2 separate regions of the Homo sapiens genome follow, and region 1 is linked to region 2. Evidence: chromatin loops called from intact Hi-C (ENCODE). Cell type or tissue: Panc1. All regions are shown on one strand. Links, peaks and the distances in the headings refer to the core of each region. The heading gives the core; the rest is flanking DNA. Region 1 overlaps TBPL1 (TATA-box binding protein like 1). Region 2 has its middle 12 kb from the start of SLC2A12.

Evidence for each region. A loop is a pair of places that touch in the nucleus more often than their neighbours do. Peaks named below come from ENCODE experiments on the same cell type or tissue, not always from the same donor. Only the 100,000 strongest peaks of a DNase experiment are listed, where the experiment ranks them.
Region 1: it touches region 2 in a loop (2.8-fold over the local background); 10 of 110 quality-filtered maps call a loop at or near these places.

What each region holds. Positions count from the first base shown.
Region 1 is chr6:133,988,952-134,003,693 of GRCh38, forward strand. It overlaps TBPL1 (TATA-box binding protein like 1), which reads left to right. Exons shown (of 7, transcript NM_004865.4): 7 at 1-1,481. SLC2A12 (solute carrier family 2 member 12) reads right to left here. Exons shown (of 5, transcript NM_145176.3): 4 at 13,046-13,178; 5 at 1-2,357. The coding sequence ends at 2,204. Among named protein-coding and RNA genes, the nearest start is that of TBPL1, 43 kb to the left of the region's middle. In Panc1, for the core only: no CTCF peak of the experiment used is centred there; no DNase peak of the experiment used is centred there; H3K27ac peaks cover 1,888 bases.
Region 2 is chr6:134,056,697-134,072,104 of GRCh38, forward strand. No RefSeq gene overlaps it. Among named protein-coding and RNA genes, the nearest start is that of SLC2A12, 12 kb to the left of the region's middle. RefSeq lists enhancers at 3,664-4,328, 4,329-4,993. In Panc1, for the core only: CTCF peaks have their summits at 7,330, 7,535, 9,175 (motif pointing left) and 9,376; a DNase peak (open chromatin) is centred at 7,349; H3K27ac peaks cover 5,638 bases.

The DNA.
Region 1 (14,742 bases), core at 1-8,000, 71 kb before region 2:
CAGATCCAGATGATGTAACCTTTTTAGTATTCGCATGACTTGAAAACTGGGCAGATCAATAGATAATCGAAGTGCTTTATCTGAAGGGAGAGGGTAAAGACAGTGTGACCAGGTTTGTTTTCAGGGCTGCCGAATGAGCCTCACCTAACAGTGTCCATGGGTAATTCGCTAACCTTAACAAAGATGGGAAGAAGTGAGTGCTCTGATGTCTTCTGCTGGCTCTCCATAAGTACTGTAAATTTTTTTTATAAATAAAAACTGTGAATATATATGTACAAGTTGTAAGTATTTCCCCCTTTTTATTTTTGAAAATCAAGAAGCTTGATTTGGTGTGGTGCAATGGATATTGGATAAAAATTTGAAGACAAAATTGTTTAGTTACAGACTCAGGATAATAAAAGAAAAATATAAAAGAATGCTCAAGATACTGAAGTCAAGGTCACTAGTAATAAACTGGCTAGGTTGATAAACAATTTCCTGCCCATTTATAATGAAGGGCTAAACAAAAAATACCTGAAGTATATATAGAGTTTGAACTATAAACACGGAAGGAAACATGGGGCAGAACACACTTCCCTTCTCTTTCCAAAAACAAAAAACAATGCATGCTCTGATTTGCGTATGAAATACACCATGATAGAATTGAGATCTCCAATCTCCTTTCCTTTTAGCTTCCCCCTGCCAATTTTTATACAGATAATACACTGCAGATCCAGGCCTTTTAGTCAGTCTCCTGAGTCTCTGATATAGTTTTACTACTTACATAGGTTTATAGTCTCTCCACATTGTTATAAAGGAATGTAATAGATCATGTTTCCTTATATGACATTGGGACAGTTTGTTAGGAACCAATAGGAAAATTCCAAGCTAAATAAAAAGGAGCTTTGGCTCTTAGGATTCTCTTTTCTTCAGGTTAATCATATTTTAAAATTCTTTTTCAAGTTAGGTTGTTCGTGCTTTTAAGTTTTTTGTGTGTCTTCCATCACTTAAATATTAGTAATTTAATATGTTATTTGGTTCAAGATTTGATTGTGGATTTTCTATCATACCCAAATTTTATTAGTAAGACCTCTTAACAAGTCTTTAAAATCAACTGGAGAAGTAAGAGAACAGTTCATCGTTGTGTGGGTGAAACCCACGTTGCTGGTACAGGTGGCCATCATAGAAAAGAACATGAGGGAATTGTCCTGATGTCTGAATGTCATTTATTGTGTCTTCAGTTATCTGAACATCATCATCAATTATAGCCTGTGTACCGTAACCTGAGGTAGTGATATTCCTGAGGAGTGTGAAGAATTGGACACTGTGGATTACTATACATTGTCATGAAAGCCTTACAAGGAGGCAGCTTTTCTAGGCTTGACTTAATAACTTCAACCTAATTGCTTAGAGATTTGGATAAATAACCTAATGGCCTGACTCCTTTTCTAATGTTTTACTAACAGCTACTTCTAAATAAATATGGTCCCAGGATTTTAAAATTGTCTTTTCTATGCATTTTTTAAAAATGGAAAAAAATGCTCATTTTTCTCAACTATTGTGGAATTATTTTAATATTTCACAATATTAACATGAAATTCATAAAAGGATATTTTGCATTAAATTATAGTTTATAGTTCATAAAATAAGCTCTATAATCTTTATACTTGTTGAATGTAACTAGGAATTACCACTAAAATCCTAGCCAGGACCCTCTCCTAATCTAGATAGAATATATGGGCAGTTGTCCACACTGTGTGTTCTGGTTCTTTTTTGCGTAAGATCCAGTGCAAGTAGTGTCTTGGTAGGCAGAAACTGTACCCTCATGTCCAGACCACTTGTGTGTCTGCATAATAAAGCTGCGACTGGCCTCCATACATACATAGCTTAAGGCGGAGGTTGATGTCTTCACTAGGACATAGTCTATTCAAAGGCTGCTCTGTGAAGAAGGTAGAAAGTATTAAACCAGCCAGTAACTTTTTTTTTTTAACCTGATATCCTGCTCAGAAAAAGAGATCACTTAGGACCTTGTACCTCATCTACCTTTTGAGGTTCCTTCTGGGGAGGAGGGGGATTAAAGGCTGTCTTTATCATTTCAGAGTGTCTCTTCAAAACCAGTTCCATGACACTGAAAAGAGAGCACAGGAGTCGCAACTATGCATTGGTCCAAAGACACCCTCCTAAGTGTTCTGGCACTATCCACGTTCAGAAGGTGTTGAGGCCATTAGGTCTCTGGAGAAAGCTGCCTGGATTGGCCCCTACCACACAGCTTGTTACACTCCAAGAGCTGCTCCTGGGGTTTTCTTTTTTGAGGCTGTTTTGGCACTAATTCTTCTTGGTGATGACTCATAAAACAAATGTTGTTTTTCACATAGTTCCTGAAAGAGAAAGAGGCACTAATGAAAATGTCATTCTTAGTTTACATGAAAAAAATGTGTAGGCTATTATTTTTTAAACCACCCTGGGGCTTTAATGTTTTAGCTATGCAAAAATAAATACACATTTTTATTAGGAATCCTGCTGCATCATGAAATTCAGTATGCCACAGACTTTGGTCAATCTCATGCAAGGGGTAACGGTGTCTTCTCAGAATACAATCCCAGCAGTCAGCTCTGTGGGGAAGGATTCCAAGGATAGTATTACATACAGAGAACCAGTGGAGGTTTCATCCCAGACCTTATTTTTTTCCATTTCTCAAACTCCAGCAATGTGCCTATATTTATATCTCTTCTATCTTCTACGTTATCCCTTACTCCTGCATTAACAAATTTTTCTACAGGATTCTTCCCATCAGCATAAAAAGATGCTATTGTATTTTACCTTTACTAAAAATGAAGAGCTGCCTTTGAACCTCCCTTTTCAAATACCTTTTTCTGTAATTTAACCAATGATTTGAGTGGCCACAATATGTAGGTAGTATGGGTTGAGTAGATAAAGACTTCTGTTTTCAAGGAGCTTACTTAGATTTTAGAGGGGAGACGAGCTTATAACTTGAAGTAGTAAAAGTGCAAATGAGAAATAAACGGGGAAGGAGAAAAAAGGGTTTAGTTGGGTGGGAGAGGACAGACTGTATTATACAGGTGGCATCTCTCTAAAGCAGTGACAATGATCAGAAAATGGAATGAAGTTAGGGAGGGAACTCCTGCAGAGAATCCCAGAGACCTGAGAAGTTGGGGCAGGGAAACGGTTGGTATCTGGAGGGAAATCTGAGGAAGGTATTTTTTCAGGATGGGAAATACTGCAGCTTTGTGCGTGTGTGCGTGATGATAATCCCATAGGAGGGGGAAATTGATGCAGTCAGTGTACAAATGGAAGCATTGGCCTTTGCAACAAGGCAGTGTGTGTGGGCATAGATGTAGGTAGGTTAGAAGATCTTGTGGCAGGAGGACAAGGTGGTCTCAATTTATTTTCTCAGTGAACTAAAAAGCAAAATAATTAGAGTGAAGAAGTGGGAGGGGGTCCTGGAGGCTTGGGAAAAGTATTGGTGTGAAGTAATCATCTTCGAAAGTAGGAACGTCAACTCACCAGGGAAATGTGGTATATTGCAGGGTATTCCTCAAGATCTACTTGAGATGTATGTTCATAAGGTGAAAACAAGGCTTATCAGCATAGTTGTGTGTTTGATTCAGCCAGGTTTAGCTCCTTGAATGCAGGGTTAAAATAAACTAAGAGTTGACTTGGTCAGAGTTAAGGTTTGCCTGAGTGATGGAGGGAGAGAGAAGAGAGTAAAGGGAGAAGGGGAAATGCGAAGAAGTGGCCTTGGTGGGCCATGGAAAGTAGGAAGCAGGGTAAGGAAGGAAGGGAGAGCATGGGCCTCCAGGTCGTCGTGGGGCTGAAGACTTGTTGAAGTGCCAGTACTTGAGGAAGTGGGCTGGAGAGATGAGTGGTTAGAGGGTGAGTGGAATGCTTGTGAATGAAGCAGTGATTGGAAATGAGTCTAGGGCATGACCATCCTGCTTTTCTGTTCCCCTTCACAGCAAAATTGATGTAAGGAGTGGACTGTTGCTTCTTCACTTCACTTCCATTTTGTCCTCCAACCACATCAGTCAGCTTCTGTCCTCTCATTCCGCTGAGCCTGTGCTTACATCTGTCTTTGTGCTTGGCCTCTCCAGTCCCACCTTCCTACAACACTTCTGGCTTTCCTCCAGCCTCACTGTTGGCTTCTTTTCAGTCCCTTTTAACACTCTCTTCTTTGCTCGGTCTCTAAGTTTGGCACAAAACTGGGCCTAGTCCCTTCTCTCTCTGTTCTCTGACCAGATAAGCTTATCTGGCTTCAGGACTTAAATACCACTTATAAGCTGATGGCCACCCACATTTGACTCTAACCCCTAGAGTCTCCAAATTTCAGACTTACGTATCCAACTGCCTACTACTAATGTGTCTATTTGATGTCTAATGGACATCTCACAATATCTCCAAATCCGAGCTCTATTCTGTCCTGAGCCCTGAAACCTAGTCCTCTCTCAGGCTTCTGCATCTCACCATCTGTCCAGTTTCTCAGCTAAAACTTGCAGTGTCATCCTGACTACTTCATTACCTTATTCTTGTATCCATTTCATTCATGTTTTTTCATCTATTCAATGCCGAGCTTCGATTATATGCCAAGGAATTGTTCCAAGTGTTGGGAAACAACAGTGAACAAAATTCCCTGGCTTCATGGAATTTAAATATAGCAGGAAGAGATAGACAGTAGACCAAGTAAAATGTAGTGTTTCTGCTTTGGTTAAAACTGAAGGATTGGAAAGTGGGTGCAGAGTTGGCTACACAATTGGGATTTGAAATAGAGGGACAGGAAAAGTCTGTTGGAGGTGAAGCAGCAAGACAGGTGGATATCTAGGATAAGAGAATTCGAGGCAGAGAAAACAAGTGCCACGATCTGGAGCCTTGAGCATGCTTGATGTGTCTGGGATGCAGCCTCTGGCCTGTGTGGCTGTGAGAGAAGAAGGGGAGATTAGCAGGCTGTGCAGGGCTGGAAGGGCATTGGAAGGCTTCTGCTCTTGCTGGAGAGCCACTGGAGGATTGGAGCAAAAGAATACCTTGATTGCATTTTAAGGGGTCATTCTGGCCACTGTGTAGAGAACTGATGGGAGGGGACAAAGGCAGAAATGGGGACCAGTAAGTGGGTATTGCAGTAATTCAGGATGGAGATCATGGTGACTCAGACCAGGGCAGCCGTGAAGGTGTTCAGGCTCTGGATATATTTTGAAGTAAGAGCCAACACAACTTCCTGATAGACTGAATGTGGAGTATGTGAGAAAGAGGAAAGACTCCAAAGTTTGTGGCCAAAGTAGTCGGATAACATTGACATCAACTGAGGTGGGTAAGGCAGTGAGTAGAATAGGTTTGAGAACATCACAGGTTCAATTTAGGGCATGTGAGGTATTAGGTATCTGTTAGACATTTGGAAAGACATGTAGAGTAAGCAGTTGAATAAACAAGCCTTGAATTCTAGAGAGATAGCTAGAGACATAAATTTCAGACCCTGGCATATCAATGAGATAAAAACTGTAAAACTGGCTGGACGCGGTGGCTCACGCCTGTAATCCCAGCACTTTAGGAGGCCGAGGTGGGTGGATCACGAGGTCAGGAGATCGAGACCATCCTGGCTAACATGGTGAAACCCCGTCTCTACTAAAAATACAAAAAAATTAGCCAGGCGTGGTGGCGGGCACCTGTAGTCCCAGCTACTCGGGAGGCTGAGGCAGGAGAATGGCGTGAACCTGGGAGGCAGAGCTTGCATTGAGCCGAGATGGCACTCCAACCTGGGCGACAGAGCGAGACTCCATCTCAAACAAACAAACAAAAAAGAAACTAACATTGACTGAGATCAACTGGCTGGTGAGGGTGATAGAGAAGTGGTCAGGGGACTAAGCCCCAGGGCACACCAACTTTAAGAGAGGAAGCAGAGGAATAGAGACCATAGGTAAGAGATAACCAGGGGACGGGTCGCAGAAGGATGTGAGGCAAGCATTTCAGGAAGGACTATCCCCAGCCAAGAGCACTATCTCCAGTCAAATGCTGGGGATAATCTAAGATGAGGAGTGAGAATTGACCACAGAGTTAACCAACATGGAGGTAATTGGGATGTTAAAAAGTAATTTCAGGAGCGGAGTGGCCATAACAGTCTCACTGGAGCAGCTTCGTGAGAATGGGAAGAGCAGAAGCACAAGTGATGACAGCGAATATAGACAACGCTTTAGAAAAACTTGGCTATACATAGTACCCAAGAAATAGGGCAAAAGCTGGAGAGAAAAGTGGCACAAAAAGACCTTTTGTTTTGTTTTGTTTTTAAAAAGATGGAGAAAGAATCATAGCAGGTTTCTGTGCTGATGAGGAGTAGGTAAAGATGCAGATGATGCAGCAGTGAGCTGGGAGAATTGCTGGAGAATGTGCCGGAGAAGGGAGAGAGGAGAGAGGGGGTGAAGGGGGCTCTCATAGGAAGGACTGCATTCCTACATAGGCCCTGGAGGAATGGTTGTGTATGTGGAAGGGGTGGAAGTTTCCCCCTGATTATGTCCATTTTCTCAGTGAAGTCAGAAGCAAGGCCATCAGTGAGGAATGAGGAAATGAGGAGGTTTCCAGAGAGAAAGTGATCTGGAACATGTGTCTAGGAGAGAAGCAAAGTTAATTGACTAGGGATATGTGTGATTGCCACATGTGATTGAAGGCCACTTAAGGTCCGTGGTCATGATGGAAAAAGAGACCCAGCACTAGAATCGCATGCTTTCCCAGCCTCCTTCAGCTGGATGGCTGCAGACACTTACTATGGCACACTTTAAAGTGTAAATCAGATCATGTCACTGCCCTGCTTAAAATCCTTCAGTAGCTTCCACTGCAATTAGAATGAAACCAAACTCTTCACTCAGCCTGCAAAGCCCTGCACACTAGTCTCTACCTACTTCCTAACTCATTGTCAAAGATTACAGCCTTCTTTCCATTTCTGGAACAAGTCAAGTGTGTTTCTGACTTAGCCTTTGCACTACCTGTTTTTTCTGTCTGGATTTACTCCCCTATCTTCCAAGGTTGGCTCTTTATTACCCAGGTTTTATCTTAAATGTTACCTCTCAGAATAGCCTTCTCAGATCCGCCCAGTTGAAAGTAGTCCTTTAGTCACTTACTATCTAATCAGTATACTGGAAATCTCATGGTGATTGTACTCGCTGATAATGTTATTGTAGAACCTAGATCAGTGCCTGGCACATAGTAGATGCTCGATAAATATTTGTTGAATAAATGAATTGGATGGATGGATGAATGAAGAAATGACCACATCAAATTAACTGCTAAAAGTGAAAAGTAAGTTTGCCTCAGAACTGAAATATTTACAAAACATTAACTTGTTTGCTTTCTCCATTTGTGCCCACTTAAGCTGGGGGGAAAAGTAAATCACAGCTGAAACAGCAAATATGGCAAACATCACATCCCATTTTGAGTTTGTAGCTTGCAAGGCAGAAGTTCAAAATAAAATCTTTTCAAATTACATTATTGCAGAAATCTTTTCTGACCTCTCAGCTGAGTCACTGTTTATTTTATAAGAAACTTAACATCCTTGGAAGAATATTCGTTTTTTCAGCTTTTTAGAAATAGGGGTAGAACCCAGCTCCAAATGTAGAGGAAAATGCTAAGCAATGTGTAGTATCATGTTTGAAGTTAACTTGATACTGTAGTTTCCTTTCTTAGAAATAGACATTGGGATTTCTACATCAGGACGGTTACCTTGGTGACAAAAGTTGATTCATTGTTTTATTAACTTGTAAATTCATGAAGGCTCTCTTAACTCAGCAGTGTCCTTCCTCATTCTTCAAGTTCACCTCAGCTTCTGTGCACAAGCAGGTTCCATGGGCTTTCTACCACCTCGCATTTCCTTAACTAATTTGATAACTTACTGTATTTTTTTGTCTCTGACATTTCTCTGTTGGAAACCTTGTTTAACGTATACCCTTTAGATACTTTGGTCAATTTACATAAGCCAGGCTGCTCACATTGTCATTTTAAAAGCTTTTGCCAACCTGTTGGTTCAGCTCAGAAAAGCCTCTGGCTCACTAGTATTGCATGAATAGAAGTTAACCAGGAGGCAAAGGCGGGCAGATCACGAGGTCAGGAGATCGAGACAATCCTGGCTAACACGGTGAAACCCCGTCTCTACTAAAAATACAAAAAAAAAAAAAAAAAAAAAAAAAGCCGGGCGTGGCAGCAGGCGCCTGTAGTCCCAGCTACTTGGGAGGCTGAGGCAGGAGAATGGTGTTAACCTGGGAGGCGGAGCTTACAGTGAGCTGAGCTCATGTCACTGCACTCCAGCCTAGGGGCAACAGAGCGAGACTCCATCTCAAAAAAAAGTTAACCTACCATGTGACGCAGCAATCTTATTACTGAGTATATACCCAAAGGAAAATGAATCATTTTACCAAAAGGACACATGAACCCATACGTTCATTGCATCACTATTCATAATAGCAAACATGTGGAATCAACCCAGGTGTCCATGAGCAGTGGATTGGATAAAGAAAATGTGGTATATATACACCATGGAATACTACACAGCCGTCAAAAAGAACGAAATCATTTGTAGCAATACGGATGGAGCTGGAGGCCATTTTCTTAAGTGAACTAATGTAGAAACAGAAAAGCAAGTACTGTTTGTTCTCACTTATAAGTGGGAGCTAAACATTGGGTACTCATGGACATAAAGAGGCAAAAATAGACACTGAGACGACTGGAGAGGAGAGAGATGGAGGTGGGCAAGGGCTAGAAAACTACCTATTGGGTACTATGTTCACTACCTGGGTGACAGAGTCATTCATACTCCAAACCTCAGCATCATGCAGTAAACCTTTGTAACAAACCTGCACATGTAGCCTCTGATTCTAAAATAAATGTTGAAAAAAAAATTCTGAAAGCACCTTTTCCTTTTTGTCCTCAGTATTGGGCTTCCTCATGGTTTATAGCTAGTAGGGATTACTACTGCTGTAATGACTTTAAAATGTAAAATTGTTTTGCCATCTCATCTTTCATAATTGCCTTTATTTTTGTTCTTCATTACAAACCTTGCAGTTCTCCTATAGTCTGTTTAGAGGTCAACAGTACCTTTGGCTTTTGGTCCTCTCCTAATTTGCAATTTATAACTTTCTTGGAGAGGGTCTGGATTTAAGTTTGAGTAACTGCATGACTCAAAAGTAACAGAAATGTGATTCTTTCAAAAACATTTCCTAAGTCAGAATTTTAATAATTTAGACAGATTCTTTCCCCACCCCAAATTCTGAATTAATAAGTTCTGTTGGGTTTTAGATACCCACATCATATGTTCTTAAGGAATATCTTATTCTGGAAGCCTACTAGAAAGAAAGATTAGATTTTCTTAAGTTCTGTCATTGAATTTTCGTTTGGTTTGCAATTTGATACAATCTGGCAACCCTATATGAAAAAAAGGATTTGAAAGTTCTTAATCTTATACAGAACATTCTGCTTTCAAGTTTGACTTTTTTAAGAGAGTACAATGGGTTGTGATAGTAAGGGAGGCCTATATAGTTTCATTCAATTAATTAATTGCTACTTTCTCCCTGCCTCAATTTTTCAGTTATTTTTGTTCACAATAATTCACAAAATTTTACTTTTTGTGTGTGTGTGCTTTTGAGACAGGGTCTCACTCTGTCACCCAGGCTGAATGCAGTGGTGCAATCACAGCTCACTGCAGCCTCGACTTCCCAGGCTCAGATGATCCTCCTACCTCAGCTTCCTGAGTGGCTGGGACTACAGGCGCAAGCCACCATGCCCAGCTAATATTTTGTGTTTTTGGTAGAGATGGGGTTTCGCCATGTTTTCAGGCTGGTCTCAAACTCCTGGGTTCAAGCGTTCTGCCTGCCCTGTCCTCCCAGAGTGCTGGGATTACAGAGGTGAGCCACTACACCCAGCCACAAAATGTTTAAAGGAATTTTGCTCCCTGAGTTAGTAGATGAGTAGTTCAAAGGTGCATATACACAAAGTGGATTTACCATGAAGCCAACAAAACAAGTTATAAAATTGAACAGTGGATACTTTTTAATCATCTACCAGAAATCAATATTAAGCTAGGTAGGCATTGTAGGAGTTACATAAGAAAGATAATGGACAGAGCATTCCTGGAAACTAAAACTTTATTAATTAACAAGATGAAACCACAAGAGTTCTAGCCAATGCAGTATAGAAGTAAAGAGGGCTAGAAGATATTGAAAATCTAGGACAAAGGATTACTCTCCAGGGCTAGAGCTACTCAGGGCTTCGAGGATGAGTACTTGAGTTGGGTCTGAAAGCATAAGGATGTAGAGCTGAATCTTCAAAGTTAGCTAAAATGTAGGAACAGAAGGAGAAATCAGGAGATTAGAGCCGTGAGCTAGGAGGCCCTCCAGGAAAGAAGATTGTTTCACATGAGCTAAAAGAACTTCAAGAAAGAATAGGTTTGATAGATTAAATGTGGTCAGAAATTCTTTGCCCTTCATCTCATCAAGAGGTTAGGTCTCTTTCTTCACCTGTTGTATCTAGGCTGGCCTCAGGACTTGTGCTGACAATAGAAAGTGGTCAAAGTGATGTGTGTCTTCCTGATGTAAACCTCAGAGAGACTTGCAGCTTCTTTCTGCCTTCACTACCTTGGAAAGTTGCCCTGAGTTTGACATGTGAGGAAGCCACTTTGCCTCCTCAAGGATGAGAAGCCACTGGGGAGGACTGAAGCTCCCCATTGACAGCCAGCACCTACTGCCACCTATGTGATCAAGTCCCATGTGATTGTGGGCCCTCCTGCCCAGGGAGACATGTGAGTGAGCCCAGGCAAAGCAAGCAGAGGCACCACCCAGCCAAACCAAAGAATCATGGGAAATAGTTGTTTTCAGCTGCAACATTTGGGATGCCTTGTTATGCAGCAATGGATAATTGATGTGAAACAGGCATAAGGAAGGATGAGAAATGGAGGAATACCAATAGATTTGGAAGTCATCGGTGTCCTGGCATCTCAGTTATGGAAAAACCTGAATCCATGAGGAATGTTGCCAGTTTACAGGTGGATACATTGGCTTATCAAAGTCTGAGGCCATTGATTATTTAAATCGTGTTTGTAATTGATAGCCTTATTCAGAGTCTAATGCTCACCAAGAAATCCAATCATTTTAACCTCCACTTGGATAGAGCCAGGCAATGCGTTAGTTAGTCCAAGGATATAGCCAGCCTTCCTCACAATTTTATTTCCCATTGTAAATGAATCATTTTCATTTTATTTTTTTGAAAACAGGGCCTCATCTGTATCAAAAAAAATTAGCCTTATAATTTGATATTTACCTTAAGCTTAAACTGGGAGAATTTTTTTCTGCTTTTTCTAAAGTAAAATATTTTAAAATTTAGACCATCTAAAAGTGTATAAAGCACAAAGTGAAAATTTTCCACAATCCTACTTACTATACCCCCAATAAGCCAGGATTAATGGTTAGTTCAATATAAATACACATGCACACATATACCTACTAACAATTCACCTATCAGGTTTATTCTTCCTTCAAGTAAAAGCTGAAGAATCGCTATGCCCACAATATCTGTAATCATACATTTTTCTCTACTGTTTTCAAAGTATTTTTAAAAGAAAATCACAAATTGTGAAAATGTAGTTTCCTCCCATTATATTAAAACCCAACAATAAGTATCCCTGCATTTCTAAATGGAACGACGTAATCCTAGGAAGAGTAACAAGTTCTGCTTCATTCTTAGCCCCTATGTCTCACCTCTTCCCCCAGGACATGGTTTTGGCAATTAGAGCTACTAAAAAAGGAAAGGGAATTTTCTGCCACTCACTTCTAAATTAAATGTTTCACTTCTAAGTTAAATTGTTTAAACAATCTCTCCTTGTGAAATTTTTTAAACCAGTTTTCTAAAAGCCTATTCATATAAGAAACTTATCTTTCTTAAAATTACCTTAAATGTGCAATATTTAGAACAACGGTAGATGGTTAAGCCTGAGAGTTTTTCTGCTAATCTTAGCCTTAGCAAGTGTTTAGGGCACAGAGAAGGAGCTCTAAGTCTGATAGAGATGGAAAGGCTGAGACCCAAGTTCCTAGCCCAGTGTGAACATGGTATATCTACACTTCCGGGACCCACCCCAAACCCCAAACAAAGAAAACCTGTTGGGGGGAGCTAGAGAGGCGGAAGAAGTTCTGAGATGGTGATTGAGTAGAGCTTTAAAATGTTCACCCGTTGGTTGGGGACTGGGTGGGGGAAGCATTGGGGGGTGGTGGGGGATAAAAGACTACAAATTGAGTTCAATGTATACTGCTCCGGTGATGGGTGCACCAAAATCTCACGATCGCCACTAAAGAACTTACTCTGTAACCAAATATCACCTGTTCCCCAAAAACCTATGGAAATAAACTGTTTTTTAAATGAGATAGTTTTAATCAGTAGCACAGAAGATTCACATCCTCTGTACAACAAAATTAGTTTCAGGAAAAAATCAGGTAAAACAACAATAGTAACAGTTTCTTTTTCCGAAAAGAAATGCAGACAGTGAAAATATTAAACTTTGTTCTAGTAAAAATTATTACATTACAAAAAAGGAAAATATGGTTTAATGCTTTTTAATTACAATGATGTATTTTTGTTTTTGTTTCGTATAAAAGGAAAAAACTTGTAACCTTGTACGTACATATTGGTTGGTCATAGTAATGAATAATAGCATTACAGTTTGATGATAATTATAAAAGGCTAACGTTAAAAAACATTCCAATTGTAAAGATTTTATTCAAATTCAGTACAATATTTCATTGATAAGTGAAAATTTGCACTTGCCAATCAAATACATTCACTTTGTAGTTTGAAAAAAAAAAAAAAAGCTTCATTCATTGGGAAGAAATGGTTATTCTTCCTTAGCTGAATCACCCAAATTAAAGACAAAGCAGGGAAATTGGAATTATGCACTGAGACATAGTCTTACGCTAAAGGGAATGTCCTAATCTAATAATATCTAATAATTTCAGATATTATTCCTTTGCTGTATATAAAAGCTGCACTTTTGACCAAAGAGTATTGTTCAGAAACCAATGCATGTAATACTTACACTTTTGCTAGCTCCATTGATATTTGTTCCAAAGAGCATCCCTTTGTCTCAGGTATAAACATAACAACAAAAAGCAGGGATGCTAGACTCATGATTGTATATATAAAGCACACCCATGGCAGGCCAATAAGATCTATAAAGGACAAAAGAAATTGATTAGAAATGTGTTTTGTGTAGCTTTGATCCCATTTGTGAACAGCCACTTAGGGCATACATAGCACCATATGTATTTTCAAACATGCCAGCAGTATCCAGGAAAATAGAAATCACAAATTTAAAATGTAGCCAGCTCTGAAGGTGTTACTTTTACAGACTACCTTAGTTTTCTCTGTTGAAGAAAATAGCAGTCTTGTAACTATCACAATTTACACCCAATGTCATCTTCTTGGTGGGCATGTCTTTCTGTTTCAAAATGGCAATGTGTCTTTATTAATATAAAAAAGCACATGCAAAAAAGGAACCTCAAATAACATGGAAACATATGATGTAGAAGGTAAAATCTCTCTTCTCCCTCTCCACAGTTCCCCTCTTGGGAATCGCCATGGTAGCAGTTTAGTTTCTGTTCGGTGGACAATTTTTTCCCCCTCTTGCTATCATTCCCAATGGTGGACATTTTTAATGACATTTGTACAGATGGATTTTTCTTGGAATGAGCTCACCCTTCTTTGCTCTGATGTGAATAAATCATTTCATGCTGGCAATATTTCATCATTTTTAATAGCTTGCAGTGTATTTGTAATGTTTCTTCCTGGGTTCAGAGAAAAAAGTGATCATGGATCCAGTAAAAGCCATCAACTTGCCAAGATGCATCACAAGAAGCAGGATCCTCAAGATTCTGATGACTCTCATCTGCAAACCTAGTTTTTCCTCTGACCGCTTCCAGCCAAAGATACAGTCCCTTTGTAGTCATGGACCAAGTCAAGGCACATTCAGTGGTCAGCAGTGGCCCCCACAGTGCACTTGAGGCTGCCATTTGCATTGTGGCGGCCCCTGACTCAGCAGCAGAATGTCTAGTGTGGCAAGGAGTAGTCAACTACGAACAACAAGATTTTACAAATAGCCTTTAACAGCTGCAGCCACAAACCACAGTTGGTCAGGCAGGAAAACTGACTGAGCACTTGTGTACTGAGGCAGTGTTTGTAAATGCAGCATGAAAGAATCGAAGCATAGTAACTACTTGTCGGTGAGTTGTGCTGAGGTTGGGAGAAGCAGGAAGGAGGAACCGCACTGCAGTTCTTTTGGCAATTTTAATTAAACTCCTGTCTCTCTCTGCTTTTCTAGCTGGCACAGGGTATGGCCCAACTGATTGCTTAATAAAGTCCTTGTAGAATTGGGTGTCCTTCCTTCTCTGGAGCTTAAAACCAGAATATAGAAATTGTCAAAACCCTAAAGGCTGTCTCATCAAATTGTCCCCAGTTTTGTTTGAGCACTTTGAGTAACAGGGAGCTCACCATTTCACGAAGCCTCTTACTGCCCTGTGAAATAGTTGCGTCTGCTAAAAAGTTATTCCTTGCTTAGATCCTAAATCTGCCTTTCAGAGGCTGTGCTTTGTCCTGTGGAAGGACACACAGTGAATCAGCTCTCCCCACCCCTTCTCCGTGACAGCCATTCAAATATTTGAATGCACCTCAGCCCTCCTCTGAGAATCCCCTTGTCCAAGTCAAACATCCTGAGCTCTTCAACCATTCTTCCCACAG
Region 2 (15,408 bases), core at 2,922-10,921:
GAATCAAAGTGGCATACAGAAAGTTGCATACTCATTACTATTACAATACTTTCTTAAAATATATGCGCCTATTGGTAGAGACTGGAAGGAAACTTGGAACAACTGAAAATAACTAATAGGTTGAGGTGGTAAATCATGTGTAAAAAGTACTGTCTTAAAAGTTGTTTGCTTAATGCTTCTATCAGATTGTATATATAATAAATATAAATTTGAAGAAAACTTCTTCATACTTAGGGCTGCCATATACCATTGTGCAATTTGGACACAGTACAACTCTAAGTGGGTCATTCTCATTTGCAGACAGCAGAAGTTTGCTTATTTATAAAGCAAATCTTCCAGAATATGACAATACTAACCTGAAGAAAGGGCAGCTTTTTCTAATTTGCTCAAAGGTACATTTGGGCAACTGATGGGGCTGTTCAAATTATCATCTCCCTTTAAATCACACCAATGTCATATCTATTAGTTTGGCCCATGTCTGTCTTTGTACTGCCCAGCTACGTGGAATGAGCACTGTTCTTCCTTTGATTAGCTATTTTTCCAAATAAAGTATTTTTAACTTAAAAATCTCTCTCAGTCCGATTGCCATGACCCTTGGATGGAGGGCATTAACAAAAAGCTGTTCAATGATTAAACCTTTCCTTGAGATTAACCTGCCTTTGATACCATGAAGTCAGAAAAAGTTGCTTGATCATACATGACAACAAGCAGTAGTTATTGGGTTGGGAACTCTGGTCTGCTTTCATTACATGTCCCTTGTTTGCCAGACAATAAGGAGGGCACTGCACAGAAAATGACTACTTTCCAAGTTTAAATAATCTGAATAACTCAGGGAAAATCTGGAGCAGAAAGCTTACTGAAATGCGAAACCTTGTGCTCAGCTTCTGAAGATGAACTCATTATATTTCAGCTCAGGTGGACATGTTAGAGCTTGTCACGGGCTTTTATTTTCTTCTAGGCTGCCCAGGATCAGAAGATCCTTCCTGTGTTGGGAATCCCCCTCTGCAAGGAAGAACCTGTCTCCTAAACAGAAGCTGGAAAGGCCTGATACTCCCTTTTCTCTTAGGACCAGGCTCTGCCAAGCAGTTCATGCACCCTGGATTTTGCATCAGAAGCTGTAGCACAAAGTAGCAGGATCTACAGGCCCCACCTTCCAGTGAGGATGGTGGCAGTGGCTCTGGCCAAAATATTTAATGTCAGAGTTGCTAGATATACACTGTTAGGTATGTGCTCAGGGGTGGCTAGATTAGCTCAAAGCAGGATTTGGGGAGTTATTCTTGACTACAGTTTCCAAGTTGGAGTTGGTTTCTGTTGCTTTAAACCAAGAACTAGGAATGACACCAGACTCAACTAGATAAGTCCTTTTTCATGTGTGCAGAAGCAGATTAATCAGGAAGCTAATGAAGTTTAAGCTGCAGGGCCCCTCACCCACACCAGCCCTTCCAAGACCCTGGGAGGCACCCAGCAATGCATTTATATAATGATATGTTTTGTAAAATTTGCTAAAATGAAATAACTGCAATCAGTTAAGACCACTAATGCTTTGCACCTGGCCAGCAACATCTTGTTTCCTTTGTGTCATGTGACATAAGGGTGGCCATGGAATATTTGGGATCTGACTTAAGATCAGTGAAGTTAGAAAAAAAATTTTTTTTTGTATTTTTTTTTTTAGACAGAGTCTCACTCTGTCACTCAGGCTGGAGTGCAGTGGCACAATCTTGGCTCACTGCAACCTCTGCCTCCCGGGTTCAAGTGGTTCTCCTCCCTCAGCCTCCTGAGTAGCTGAGATTACAGGTGCACACCACCATGCCCAGCTAATTTTTTTTTTTTTTTGTATTTTTAGTAGAGATGAGGTTTCACCATGTTGGCCAGGCCATTCTCAAACTCCTGACCTCAAGTGATCCACCTGCCTCGGCCTCCCAAAGTGCTGGAATTACAAGCGTGAGCCACTGTACTGGGCCTGGTTTTGGTTTCTCATGGATAGTTCACAAGCACTTAACTAATATAGAGTTAAGCCCTCACTAGCTCTCTTGGAATAGAAAAGACTTCCAGGAATTCTCTTGCTCCTCACTATGCCATCTCATGCCGTGCATATCCCACATTATCACTCACGTGGCACAAAGATGGAAAAGCACAGGGCTAGAGGCTATCTCTCAGTGTGAACTTGTCCTACAGCTCCCAGGGCCATGGCAGAGGGCCATGCTAGAGGACAGACTGGGTTCTTTTATTTTCTTTATATAGAAAGTAATGTCACAAAAAAATTGTGTTACAAAAAAAAGATCAAAATGTGTGCAATCAAAAAATGAAGGGAAAAAAGTATTATGGAAGTGTATCAGGTAATTCCTGGATTATGCAATTTTTGTAATGCTTGGCAGCTTTTTATCATTTGTAATTTACTGCCAGGCATGATAGCTCATGCCTGTAATCCCAGCACTTTGGGAGACCAAGACGGACAGATCGTTTGAGCCCAGGAGTTTGAAACCAGCCTGGACAATATGGTGAAACTCTTTCTCTACAAAAAATACAAAAATTAGCTAGGCATGGTGGCACATGTCTGTAGTCCCAGCTGCTTGGGAGGCTGAGGTAGGATTGCCTGAGCCTGGGAGGCAGAGTTTTCAGTGAGCTGAGCTCATGCCACTGAGCTGAGATCACACCACTGTACCTCAGCCTGGGTGGCAGAGCTAGATAGACCCTGTCTAAATTTTTTAAAAATTGTAATTTATCAAAATAAATATTCACCTTTTTTTTTTTTTTTTTTTGAGACAGAGTCTCACTCTGTCGCCCAGGCTGGAGTGCAGTGGTGTAATCTTGGCTTACTGCCAGCTCCCAGGTTCACGCCATTTTCCTGCCTCAGCCTCCCAAGTAGCTGGGACTGCAGTCACCCGCCACCATGCCCGGCCAAATTTTTGTATTTTTAGTAGAGACAGGGTTTCACCATGTTAGCCAGGATGGTCTCGATCTCCTGACCTCGTGATCCGCCCGCCTCGGCCTCCCAAAAAGCTGGGATTACAGGTGTGAGCCACTGCACCTGGCCTGTATTCTTATTTTTTAAAACAGAGCCCCCAAATTTTATAAACATCAGGCCCCACAAAACTTGGTTCTGCCCCTATGAATATGTTGGAGAAGTATAGTTCTTTCCAGATGACCATGTTTACTAAAAACCTTGTACCTCCATTCAGTCCTCCTCATCCCCATTACCACCCTCTAAATCCGGGCCACCTTATAATCTCCCACGGGAAGAGCTGCAATAGCCTCTAACAGGTCTTCCTGTGGGCATTCTTGCTTTCCTAAGCCCATTCTCCACAGTGGTGCCAAGATTTTTTCTAAAATCTAAATACTTAAATGGCTTTCAGTTGTTTTAAACTTTTCTCCAACTTCTAGTTGTTCTTAGGGTTGATCTAAATTTCTTCATGAGGCTTAAAATGCCCCACAGGGTCTTGCATGGGCTGATCCCTCCAGGTCCATCTCTTGCCACTTCCTGACTCGACCTCTGCAATCTGGTCCCATCATGAACTATATGGTGGAGATGCCAATCATCGCCTCCTTGACCTGATATTCTTTTAGACAGTCTTGTCTCACACTTTATTGTGGTTCCCATCTCCCCACCCGCTCCTGTCCCCCACCAGCCTCCAGCAAAATTAAATTAACCAGGAGTAGATGTCTCATGCTCAGGGAGCCGATAGGACAGGCTAGGGTCCTCTCTTTCAGATCCTTTTTCTCTCTGATTAGGTTAGGGGTTGTTATATCAATTGTAGTTCAGTGCAGGAACTTCAAGTAGGAAGAAATTTAGCACAGAGAATTGGGTGCTTATATTTTCACTGGAAAGCCTGAAAGATTCCAAGCATTCAGGAATGACTCCCAGAATAATACAGAGCTGACTCATCAGCTGGGCTCCTACATCTGAGCTGCCCAATGGAGCCATGAGTTCAGGAATGCATTGTTTAAACCCAGAGAGCAGACCATTTCTGCTCCCATACCTGCATTCTCTAGGAAGCTATAGATACTGGAATGTCACCTCAGGAAAATCTCGTATCTGCCTGATTCCCTAGGATAGCAGAAACTCCCCAAAGAGGAAAACAAAAAGAAAACAAACACACTCCCTTCATATTCATCTTCGTGCAGGTGCATCTAACTGATATCTACACCCCTACTGCAAGGAAACCTGGGAAATGTAGCTTTCTAATCAATCTCTCCAGTGGGAGGGAAGGCAGGATGGAAGTTGAGAGGGCCACGCTGCTGTATCCGGCATCATAGTGAATGTTTGTGTCAATAGATCATATGAGCTGGGGCTTCAGGTCTGGGCCCTAGCAGGCCAAAGCTGAAGTTGTAATAGCAGGAGCAAAAGGGACATGCATAATAAAAGAAGCGTGAGTGCTGGACAATGGAAACTCACAGAATGAAGCAGAAGCAGGACTCTATGGCCCCACGACAAGGGTCTTGGCTTTGGGTTTTCTGTGAGGCCTAGCTGTGGTGTTTTTTGTTTGTTTGTTTTTTGACGAAGTTTCACTCTTGTTGCCCAGGCTGGAGTGCAATGGCGGAATCTCAGCTCACTGCAACCCCTGCGTCTGGGATTCAAGCAATTCTTCTGCCTCAGCCTCCCAAGTAGCTGGGATTACAGGTGCCCACCACCGCATCCACACCTGGCTAATTTTTTGTATTTTTAATAGAGACGGGGTTTCACCATGTTGGCCAGGCTGGTCTCGAACTCCTGACCTCAGGTGATTCACCCATCTCGGCCTCCCAGAATGCTAAGACTACAGGCATAAGCCACCACATCCGGCCCTGGCTGTGTTTTACACTTGCCCTTCTATGCTGAGGGACTGACTGATATCCTCTTTTCTATCCCCGCTCACTCCCTATCCATCCCCATTTGCAAGGCACTTCTGTCTTCTCTGACCTTCCCTCCCCCGGGGCTGGGCCAAGTGCTCTCCTCTCTGCTCCCAGGGCACATATTGCTCTCACAGACGGAGCATTAAACAGAGAGTGCTGTGATAATTCACTAATCTGTTTTCCCTATTAGTGTGTCAACACCATGAGCACAAGGTCGTGATCACCTTGTTCATACTCCTTCAGAGTTTGGCATGGTGTCTGAAACCTTGAGTTGCTCACTAAATATGTATTTAAAGAAATCCAGGAGAAAAGGAGGAAGAAGAAAAGGGTATACACAATCAAACTTCTGATCAACCTTATGTTGTTTCATTGCAGCATCCTTTTGAAAGTAGGTTCTAGGCCTAGTCTTGGTTCTAATTCTGGCTGTACCACTTACAAGCTCTAGAACCTCTTTAATGCCTCAGTTTCCTTTTTTCTAATAGATAAGGACAACAATAGCAGCCATCTCATAAGCTTCTTGTGATGATTAAATGAATTAATATATAGAAAGTAATTAGAACAGTATCTGACCATAGTCATCTGCAATAAATGATAGCTGTTGCTGCATCCAAGGGACTCCATAGAAGTATATAGTAATAATAGAAAAAATGCTGGGACAGGGCACAGTGGCTCACACCTGTAATCCCAGCATTTTAGGAGGTTGAGGTAAGTGGATCACTTGAGCCCAGGAGTTCAAGATCAGCCTGGACAACATAGTGAAACCCCATCTCTACAAAAAATACAAAAATTAGCCAGTTGTGGTGGTGCATGCCTGTATTTCCAGCTACTCAGGAGGCTGAGGTGGGAGGATCACTTGAGCCTGGGAGACAGAGGTTGCAGTGAGCCGAGATTGCACCACTGCACTCCAGCCTGGGCAACAGAGTGAGACCCTGTGTCAAAAAAAAAAAAAAAAAAAAGAGAAAGAGAAAAAATATTGGTTCAGGAGTAAGAGAATATAAATTCTAATGTTGGAACTTTATTATCCATGACTTTGGGCAAGTCTTATAATCCCTTTAGGTCCAGTTTCATCATCTCTAACACAGGGAGACATATACTTGCCTCATACAAAGCTGTCAACTGCTTGCCCAGAAGCAAAGCTTTCTCCTCTTGGCAATATTCCTGTAATTTTTTTATCAGGGTCAGGGCAGGGGGGATTGCATATTGCATGCGGATTTGATGTACTTGTCAATTAATGTTTACCACTCTCTACCTGCAATGACAATTAGATACTCTATCCCTAAAATGTTAGTCTTGAGAGGTAGCATTAGACTACACCCGAATAGAACAGCCATTCCCAATGGCAGAACTCAAAAAAGACCATCTATTTATCAGTTTCTATGTCATGTTTCTCCTGAGCTATTCTGTTTTTTCCCCGAGACAGTTCTTCTTATTTCAGTTCTATGAACCAAAGGCCAAGCAACAAATTCATTTTTAGCTAGTGTTACCCAGAGTGCAAAGATTCCCTAACATAAACTCTCTCAAAGGATTTTAGTTAAGAGAAAATCAGTTGAAGTATTTGAAAACATCTTAAAAACTATTAAGGTGCTATATAAATATGAACCGTTCACCAAGGCAACAGCAACAGCAACTGTAGAAGAGAATCAAGTTAATGCTTAGTCCATTTGTTTATCCATTCAAACCATGCTCTCCCTTTCTAAATAAGGATAGAAGCAGCATATGACAGGAGACTGGCAACTGAAACAGTGGTGAAAAACCAGAAAGGTCCAGGCATCTCTAGTTACAATAGCATGGCCTGACTCAGCATTTCATAGAGGCCCATACACAACTGGAGCCCCCTGGTGAGATCTTTTAACTCCCAGGTGAAAATCTGGGGGCTGCCCTTACCTCCCAGGAGTGGTGAGATAGCTGCCAGGAGAAGAAAGTGCAAGTGTAAAGGATTGAGGTATATTTCCATTCTTCAAGCTCCATCTTCAGAGAGGCTACTCCATGAAATGGCATTTGTCAAAGTTGCGATCCTTCTCTCCCTGTTGGGAAAGAGAGCCGATACTGGAAAGCTGAGAGAATCAGCTTCAGCATGAAAATAGGACGGGACTTGCTAGGACAGAGCTTCCAAACTCATCTTCTGCAGAGCTTGTATGACCACTGAGATGTTAATAGATATTCTGTGGAATTAAAAAATGAGGAGGCTGTTTCATCATTCAAAAAGTTTTGAGAAATTCTTCACATTATATGCTGTTCTCAGGACATAAAAAAAGTTTCATGTCTAAGAAATTTTGCTGTATACATGTGTAAACAGTTTTAGCGTAGATTTCCTCGCACTTTTAAATTTTGGATTCTTAATTTCCCTGTCCCCCCTGCCCCCCCCCCAAAAAAAACCTGCTAACGTTTAAACGAACACAGTTTGGGAAATCTGCGTTAAGTCCTTCGTGGGAGTGGGGTTGCTCAGCTCACAGTAGGCCACGAACCTGAATTTTCTCTTGTCTGCTGCCCCCTTTTGATAGATGGAGGGAAGAGCAGGCTTCCAGTGCAATGGACAGAAGAGGGAGCCTGCAAGTTGGTAACAGAGTCTATTAGGGAAAGAGAGAGTCACTTGAATCCTCAGAGCTGCTCCTGTCAACTGCTTTGTGCAGTTTTTGTGACTTATTAGCTGCTTGTTTGCACTCTATCTACGCCTGCCCAGGTGTGTTTGGGCCCTAGAGCGAAGGGAGCACAGGCGTTCATTTAGAAACTTATCCCTCCGTCCAAATATTGGATGCTTACCATGTGCCTGGTGCAATGCAGGGTGATACAAAGAGGAAGATAAGTGAGGCATTCTTATCGAAGGACCAGACACTCTTCCAGCCTGACTATATTCATTACACTCGTGCCTGACCTTTCTTTGACTCTAAGATTCTTCCTTTCTAAATGTGAATCTTAAAGACTGAAGTCTTTGATCTAAGACTGCTTTCTTATCACATCACATCCAACAACCAACTTTTCACAGCTTCCCAGATCCCAAATTCTGTTTAGCAAGGACACTTGGATTTTTTTGTTTTTTGTTATAAATGACCTCTTCAGGTTCATATTTTCACTATGTCCAGAATTCTTATTTTATTCTGTTTTGTGCTGACATTGGAGGCAGAGTCTGTGTCACAGAATACACCACTAGGGGTTACCCTGGACATGGAAGGGTATTCACTCGGGGAAGAAATTTTAATGGAATTTTTAATATCTAGAGCTGTCATTATCCTGTGATGGTTCACAAGAAATGGAACACTTAAAAATTTCTACAGAAAAAAAGGAAAATGTCATGAGGCAGTTTTTAGTACTTCCATCCCTTTCCTGGCTGCTCTAACTTTACAGGTACTTGTAAGTGGCAATTAAGCACTTTTTCCTAATTCCAGAGTCTTGCCCCACTTCAGAGCAACATAGAGTGGCCTAGACAGGCTGAGGTACTTTGCCGCTTCAGTCATCATTAATCTATGGTATTTACTGATGAGAAGTAAAGTGGTAGAAGAAAAAAAAATTTTCTGTTATCCTGGGCACTTGGAAATGAATGTATTCTCACAATCTGTTCTCAAAACAACTTACTGATTCTGGGGTTCTGGAAGCTCTGATGTGCAGGTGAGCCTTTTAAATTCCTCACTGTTGGAGCTCCTATCTAGGACTCACTGGCTGGATGAAAACGGTTCTTTTTATTGCTTTCTGAATGTCTGCTAGACAGGCGTAAGCAACACCTTATATCTGCCTTCTGAAAAAGGTAAAAGAACTGGGACCCATCCACCATGCTGGACAGCTCGGCAGTGGCAGTGGCCTCCCCCAGACCCTGTTCCGAGTGCTCCACCAACAAACTCACCAGCAGTCAGAGTCTAGCCTCTCCCCAAACTTCACCTTCATCACAATTCATTTTAAGCCCTTCCACAACCCAATCAACTCTAGATCTACTTAATGGATAATAATTTGATCTCATGCAAACTGCACTTTCCTCTTCTCAGAATGATCCTTCTACCCCTTAATTAAACATTTGAGAGTGAAAGAAGAGAAAATTCGGGTTCAAAGATTGGTAAGTCTAAGAAACCTAAGGAAAAGGAGTTAGTAAACATGTTAATCAAAGAGTGAGCACTTTTCGGAAGCGCAACATTCAGATACCTTTCTTGATTGGATTCCAGAAGACTATTTCTGGGAAGAGGAGATTTGCATTTTTCTAAAGTCTTCTACCCACAGCCTAACCACCCTAGGGCTTTGAAATATTTTTTTTCTGATGTGCAGTCATAATTGAATAAATAAAATGATTCCTGATCATTTCTTCTCTTCAGCTTTATAATGACATCACTAGGAATCACAACATGTAAGGATTGAAAGTGACCTCAGAGACTCTAGTTCAGCGCCCCCTTTTGACAGGTAGAGAAATTGAGCCCCCTCCATGGTTAAGTGGTTGGCCACATGGTGACTTACTCAGTGGCTTTAGTTTACAAAGCAAACCGCTAATTATTAGGTAGTAGAATTACTACTTTCATGTTATCTTTAATTTTTAAAATTATCAAAAAACATTAGTTAAGTCTGTATCACTGGTGCTGCAGAACCTGAACAGGTGCTGCTGTGGCCTGGGCCCTACAGATGCAATTCTCACATTGCCCCACCCTGAGAAAGGACCGACAAGGGAATCTGCTTGTCCAAGTTCGAGGGGTTGGTGAAGAATAGGACAAAGGCCGGGCACGGTGGCTCACGCCTGTAATCCCAGCACTTTCAAAAGCCTAAGTGGGCGGATCACCTGAGGTCAGGAGTTCAATACCAGCCTGGCCAACATGGTGAAACTCTGTCTCTACTAAAAATACAAAATTAACCAGGAGTGGTGACACACACCTGTAGATCCACCTACTCGGAGGGCTGAGACAGAAGAATCGCTTGTACCCGGGAGGCGGAGGCTGAAGTGAGCCGAGATCATGCCACTGCACTCCAGACTGGGTGAGACAGAGCGAGACTCCATCTCAAAAAAAAAAAAAAAATAGGACAAAGATGAGTATCAAACACCACTAAATATAAAATATAATCTTATCATTCCTTATCCTCAATGATACTTTCCATTTTTTTCTGTACATGGCAAAACATTTATACACCATAGTAGGCAGTTAAAAATGTATAGTATATTCACATTTGCCACCATCAGGGAACTAGATAATGAGTTAATTTTTTGATGACCACTCTGAAATTTTATTTTAACTATTCTAATTAATATGCCTTAGTTAACATATGGTAGGAACCAGAATGAATATCTTCTGGATTACTCTGAGTAGTGAGTATATTGTGTTGTCATACAATGATGTCCTGAAGAGTAACTGATGTGTCAAATACAGTCACCTTTGCTCCTTCTCTCAGTTGCTTCTGGCTGATGGTCCTTGTGATGGTTAATATTGCATGTCAACTTGATTGGATTGAAGGATACAAAGTATTGATCCTGGGTGTGTCTGTGAGGGTGTCGCCAAAGGAGAGAAACATTTGAGTCAGTGGGCTGGGAAAGGCAGACCCACCCTTAATCTGGGTGAGCACAATCCAATCAGCTGCCAATGCAGCAAGAATATAAGCAAGCAGAAAAATGTGAAAAGAGAGACTGGCCTAGCCTCCCAGCCTACATCTTTCTCCCATGCTGGATGCTTCCTGCCCTCAAACGTTGGACTCCAGTCTTTAGTTTTGGAACTTGGATTGGCTCTCCTTGCTCCTCAGCCTGCAGGCAGCCTATTGTGGGACCTTGTGATCATGTGAGTTAATACTTAATAAACTCCCCTTTATATATATCTATTCCATTAGTTCTGTCCCTCTAAAGAACACTGACTAATACAGTCCTCAACATTGTGCTCATTTACACCATGAAAGAACTTGAAAAACTCTCTTTTTTCTCTCTTTTTTTTTCTTTTAGAGATGGAGTCTCACTCTGTTGCCCAGGCTGGAGAACAGTGGTGTAGTCTTGGCTCACAGCAACCTCCGCCTCCTTGGTTCAAGCAATTCTCCTACCTCAGCCTCCTGAGTAGCTGGGATTACAGGCACACACCACCACCCCCGGCTAATTTTTGTATTTTTAGTAGACACAGGGTTTCACAATGTTGGCCAGGCTGGTCTCAAACTCCTGGCCTCAAGTGATCCACCCACCTCGGCCTCCCAAAATGCTGAGATTACAAGCGTGAGCCACCACACCTGGCCAAAAAACTCTTTTTTTTTTTTTGAGACGGAGTCTTGCTCTGTCGCCCAGGCTGGAGTGCAGTGGCGCGATCTCGGCTCACTGCAAGCTCCGCCTCCTGGGTTCACGCCATTCTCCTGCCTCAACCTCCCGAGTAGCTGGGACTACAGGCGCCCAACACCATGCCCGGCTAATTTTTTTGTATTTTTAGTAGAGATGGGGTTTCACCGTGTTAGCCAGGATGGTCTTGATCTCCTGACCTCATGATCCGCCCCACTCAGCCTCCCAAAGTGTTGGTATTACAGGCATGAGCCACCGCGCCCGGCCCCAAAAAACTCTTTAAAAACTCCACACCTCTTCACACATTTTAAAGATGGCATCTAAATATTTTACCATAAGTTAAAATAGTTGCAGAGTCTATATTTTCCAAGGTACTGTATAATGCATATTCCTTTATTATATGCGTCAAAGCAAGGAACTACAGATCCAATCTGTAGATAACATCTGCTACATATGCTAATCGGCCTCAGTGTCAAACCAAATGTCAAATAATACTTATTTTCCACCAGCAAATTTTTAAGTTCAGATAAAAACATACATGTGCATCTTCTGTGACAGTATTCTCATTTTTGAATTCTTACTCTAAAATAAATAGATTATAGCTGGAAGGAAGGAAGGAAGGGATGGAGGGAGGGAGGGAGGGAGACTCTCTATGAATTAGAATTTGAGATCTGAAGTTTGCAGGAGGAGCAAACAGGCCCAATCCCCAACTTATACTGAAAAATGGTGAAAAAGCAACTAGATCTATCAATCTATGAAAAACATGGAGGGACCCTACGTGCATATTGCTAAGTGAAAGAAGCAAATCCGGAAAGGCTACATACTGTATGGTTCCAAAGATGACATTCTGGATCAAGTAAAACTATGGAGAGGTTAAAAGGATGAGTGGTTGCTGGGACAAGGGAGGAGGGTGGGATGGAAAGGCAGATCACAGGGGATTTTTAGGGCAGTGAAACTACTCTGGATGATACTATAATGGTGGATACATGTGTTTAAACATTTGTCAAAATCCACAAAATATACAACACCAAGGGTGAACCCTAATGTGAGCTCTGGACTCTGGATGATAATGATGCATCAATGTGGGCTCACTAATGTTAACAAATGGACGACTGGGAGTGGTGGCTCACGCCTATAATCCCAGCACTTTGGGAGGCTGAGGCGGGCAGATCACCTGAGGTCGGGAGTTCGAGACCAGCCTGACCAACATGGAGAAACCCCATTTCTACCAAAAAATACAAAATTAGCCGGGCATGGTGGCGCATGCCTGTAATCCCAGCTACCGGGGAGGCTGAGGCAGGAGAATCGCTTGAACCCGGGAGGCGGAGTTTGCGGTAAGCCGAGATTGCACTATTGCACTCAAGCCTGGGCGACAAGAGCGAAACTCCATCTCGAAAAAAAAAGGACTTCTCCGGTGGGGGAGATTAATAAAAGAGATTGTGCATGTGTAGTTGGGGTGGGTGGTATATGGAAAATCTTTGTACTTTTAGCTAGATTTTGTTGTGAACCTAAAACTACTCCAAAAAAATAAAGTGTATTTAAAAAAACAAAAAAACTGGACTAGATTTGACCAGGCTCAATCTGAACTAGTCCATCGATGTCTTGCAGGTGGTGTGATACCAGACTAAATCACTCTGGCCTGGGGAACTACAATAATGTACTATAGTGCCAGTAAGACAATGGTGTCTATCACAGGAGACTACTCAGTATACTCTGTCTACTCTGCTGCACATAGTAGACACCGTCGTCTTGCTGGCACCAAATAAGAAGGCCATCCCCTCTGGACTGGGGATGCAGCTCCATGCAGCAAGTGGCAATTGCCATGATCTTCCTGAGAAGGGGCAGATCTGAAAAGCACAAATGAAAATTTCAAGGTTGGGGGAAGAAACTGGGTGGGAAGGGAGAGAAATGTTTCATTCTTTGGGACTTTAGAGAAGAAGGGTTCAAGAATCAGGGTCAAGGTTTCGCCCAGGGAACCGCTGCTGGGAGCCCAGCGGTGAGAGGAGCTGGCTCCTGGACGTGGAGGCAGGCTAGTGGCTGCAGGGAAGGTAACATGAGGCCAGCCCTGGGTCTCTGAACTGAGAGCTGCTGTAAGTTGTTCTCTGTGTCTACATTGGATGTAGATTTGCCAAAGCAAATGGAGGTAAGGCAAGGATCGGTGCAGGTCCTCAGGACAAAAGCTCAGAGAGTTGAGCAGCTGCCCTGCCTTGAAGGACCTCCGGGCAGGCCCTCTCTCCCCCTCTGTAAGTCATTCCTGCTGGTCAGCCCGCTGACTCACAGAAGGGCCCCACAGACTGCAGCTTTTCACCCCTCTTTTTCCTGCACTCCATGTTGTCTACTCCCCAGTCCCCACTTGAAACCTAGGTAGGAACATAAGGCCTTTAAAGAAAGACAGATAAATCAAAATCACCTGTATAATTAGGTAGGCTCTGTGCCTGAGGAAGGGGTGTCAGCCCTTCCCCTGGTGAGTAAAACACACAGACCCATACTTGCACTTTTCAGTAGCCAAAGCAATATTTTTTGCTTAATTTCTGATTTCAGGTCTTTCATGAGTGGGTGACAGCACCAGACATATGTGGTTCAAATATATCTGGAGATTGAAACATTTGAATATAAAGACTCATCGAAGAACATTTTTCCCTCATCAACTTCATGAATATCGTATAAATTCCACATGGATAGTTTATGTAGACATTGAGTGTGCTGCCCTCCCGGGCTCACGGGGAAACCAGGGCTTAGTGTGCCCTGCCTCGGGGCATTGAGCAGCAGATGGGAAGCAGCAGTGACCTGGTGCTGAGAAAACACATCTCCTCCTGGCTTTTGTTTTGCCAAAGTCCAGACTGATGGAGTGGGATTGCTCTGGATTGTCCGACTGACGGGGGGAAGAGAGGCCAGTGCTTGGGTTTGTGTTAGTTTCCAAGGGCTGCATAACAACGCACCACACTCTGGGTGTCTTAAAACAACTGCAATGTATTCTGTCATGATTCCGGAGGCTGGAAGTATAGATTAAAGATGTCAGAAGGTCCCTGCTCTCTCTGAAAATCCCAGGGAAGACCCCTTCCTTGCCTTTTCCGCTTCTGGTGTTTGCTGGCTGTCCTTGGCATTTCCTGGCTTGTAGACACATCCCTTCAATTGCTACCTTCGTTGTCACTTGGCTTTCTCTCCTTATGTCTGTTTCTCCTCCTCTTCTCATAAGGATGCCAGTCACACTGGAGTAGAGCCCACCTGCCTGCTGTATGACATTTTACCTAATTACATCTGCAAAGACTCAATTTATAAATATGGTTTTATTCTGAAGTTTTAGGGAATACATGAATTCTGAGGGACATGATTGATATGGTTTGGCTGTGTCCCTACCCAAATCTCATCTTGAATTGTAGCTCCCATAATCCTCGCATGCCATGGGAGGGACCCAGTGAGAGGTAATTGAATCATGACGGTGGGTTTTTCCCATGCTGTTCTTGTGAGAGTGAGTGAGTTCTCACGAGATCTGATGGTTTTATAAGAGGCTTTTCCCCCTTTTGCTCAGCACTTCTCCTTGCTGCTGCCATGTGAAGAAGAACATGTTTGCTTCCCCTTCCATCATGTTCGTAAGTTTCCTGAGGCCACCCCAGCCATGCTGAACTGTGAGTCAATTAAAACTTTTTCCTTTATAAATTACACAGTCTTGGGTATGTCTTTATTAGCAGCATGAGAACAGACTAATACAACGATTCAATCCAGTGTTAGAGCTAAAGAGTCAGAAGCAACCCCTTGACAAACGGGGCTTTGAGGATTTAGGTAGAAGACTAAGGGTTTTGTGGTACCACAATCTCCAAGGACTCCAACCGTGTTCCCCATGGGGCCCTGGAGGTGCCAGGGCCTGGGTTACCATGGCTATCTGATGCACTAGAGGGGCTTGGACACAAAGCACATGACTACCACCTCAGCAAAAATCCCCGGGCCCAAGTATGGCACCAAAGAAACAAAACCACCCCATAAAGGGACCATGAAATATGTAATGTAGACAGCTCCACCGTGACCACTGTAGATCCATGACCAGAGGCTGCTTCTCAACATTGTGAACCATGTGAAACCTCCACATCATTCCGCAAACCTGGAAGAAATAGAGCCCCAGATGGCTGAGATTGAATTTGCTGTCAACCAGAGTTTATGTGGTTGATTTATAGGAATTCAAGAAATGTGACATTTCTTATACCACATGATGTGGAACAAAATTCATAACAACTACACAAGAGGAATAGTTCCAGGATTTATGTGTATTCTTGGGCAATTCGTGGCTGGTCAAAATCCATAAAATTGTATGCCATAGATTGTTTTGACAAGGCCTTAACTCTTTTGGAGAATTGATTGACAGGGCTGAGTTA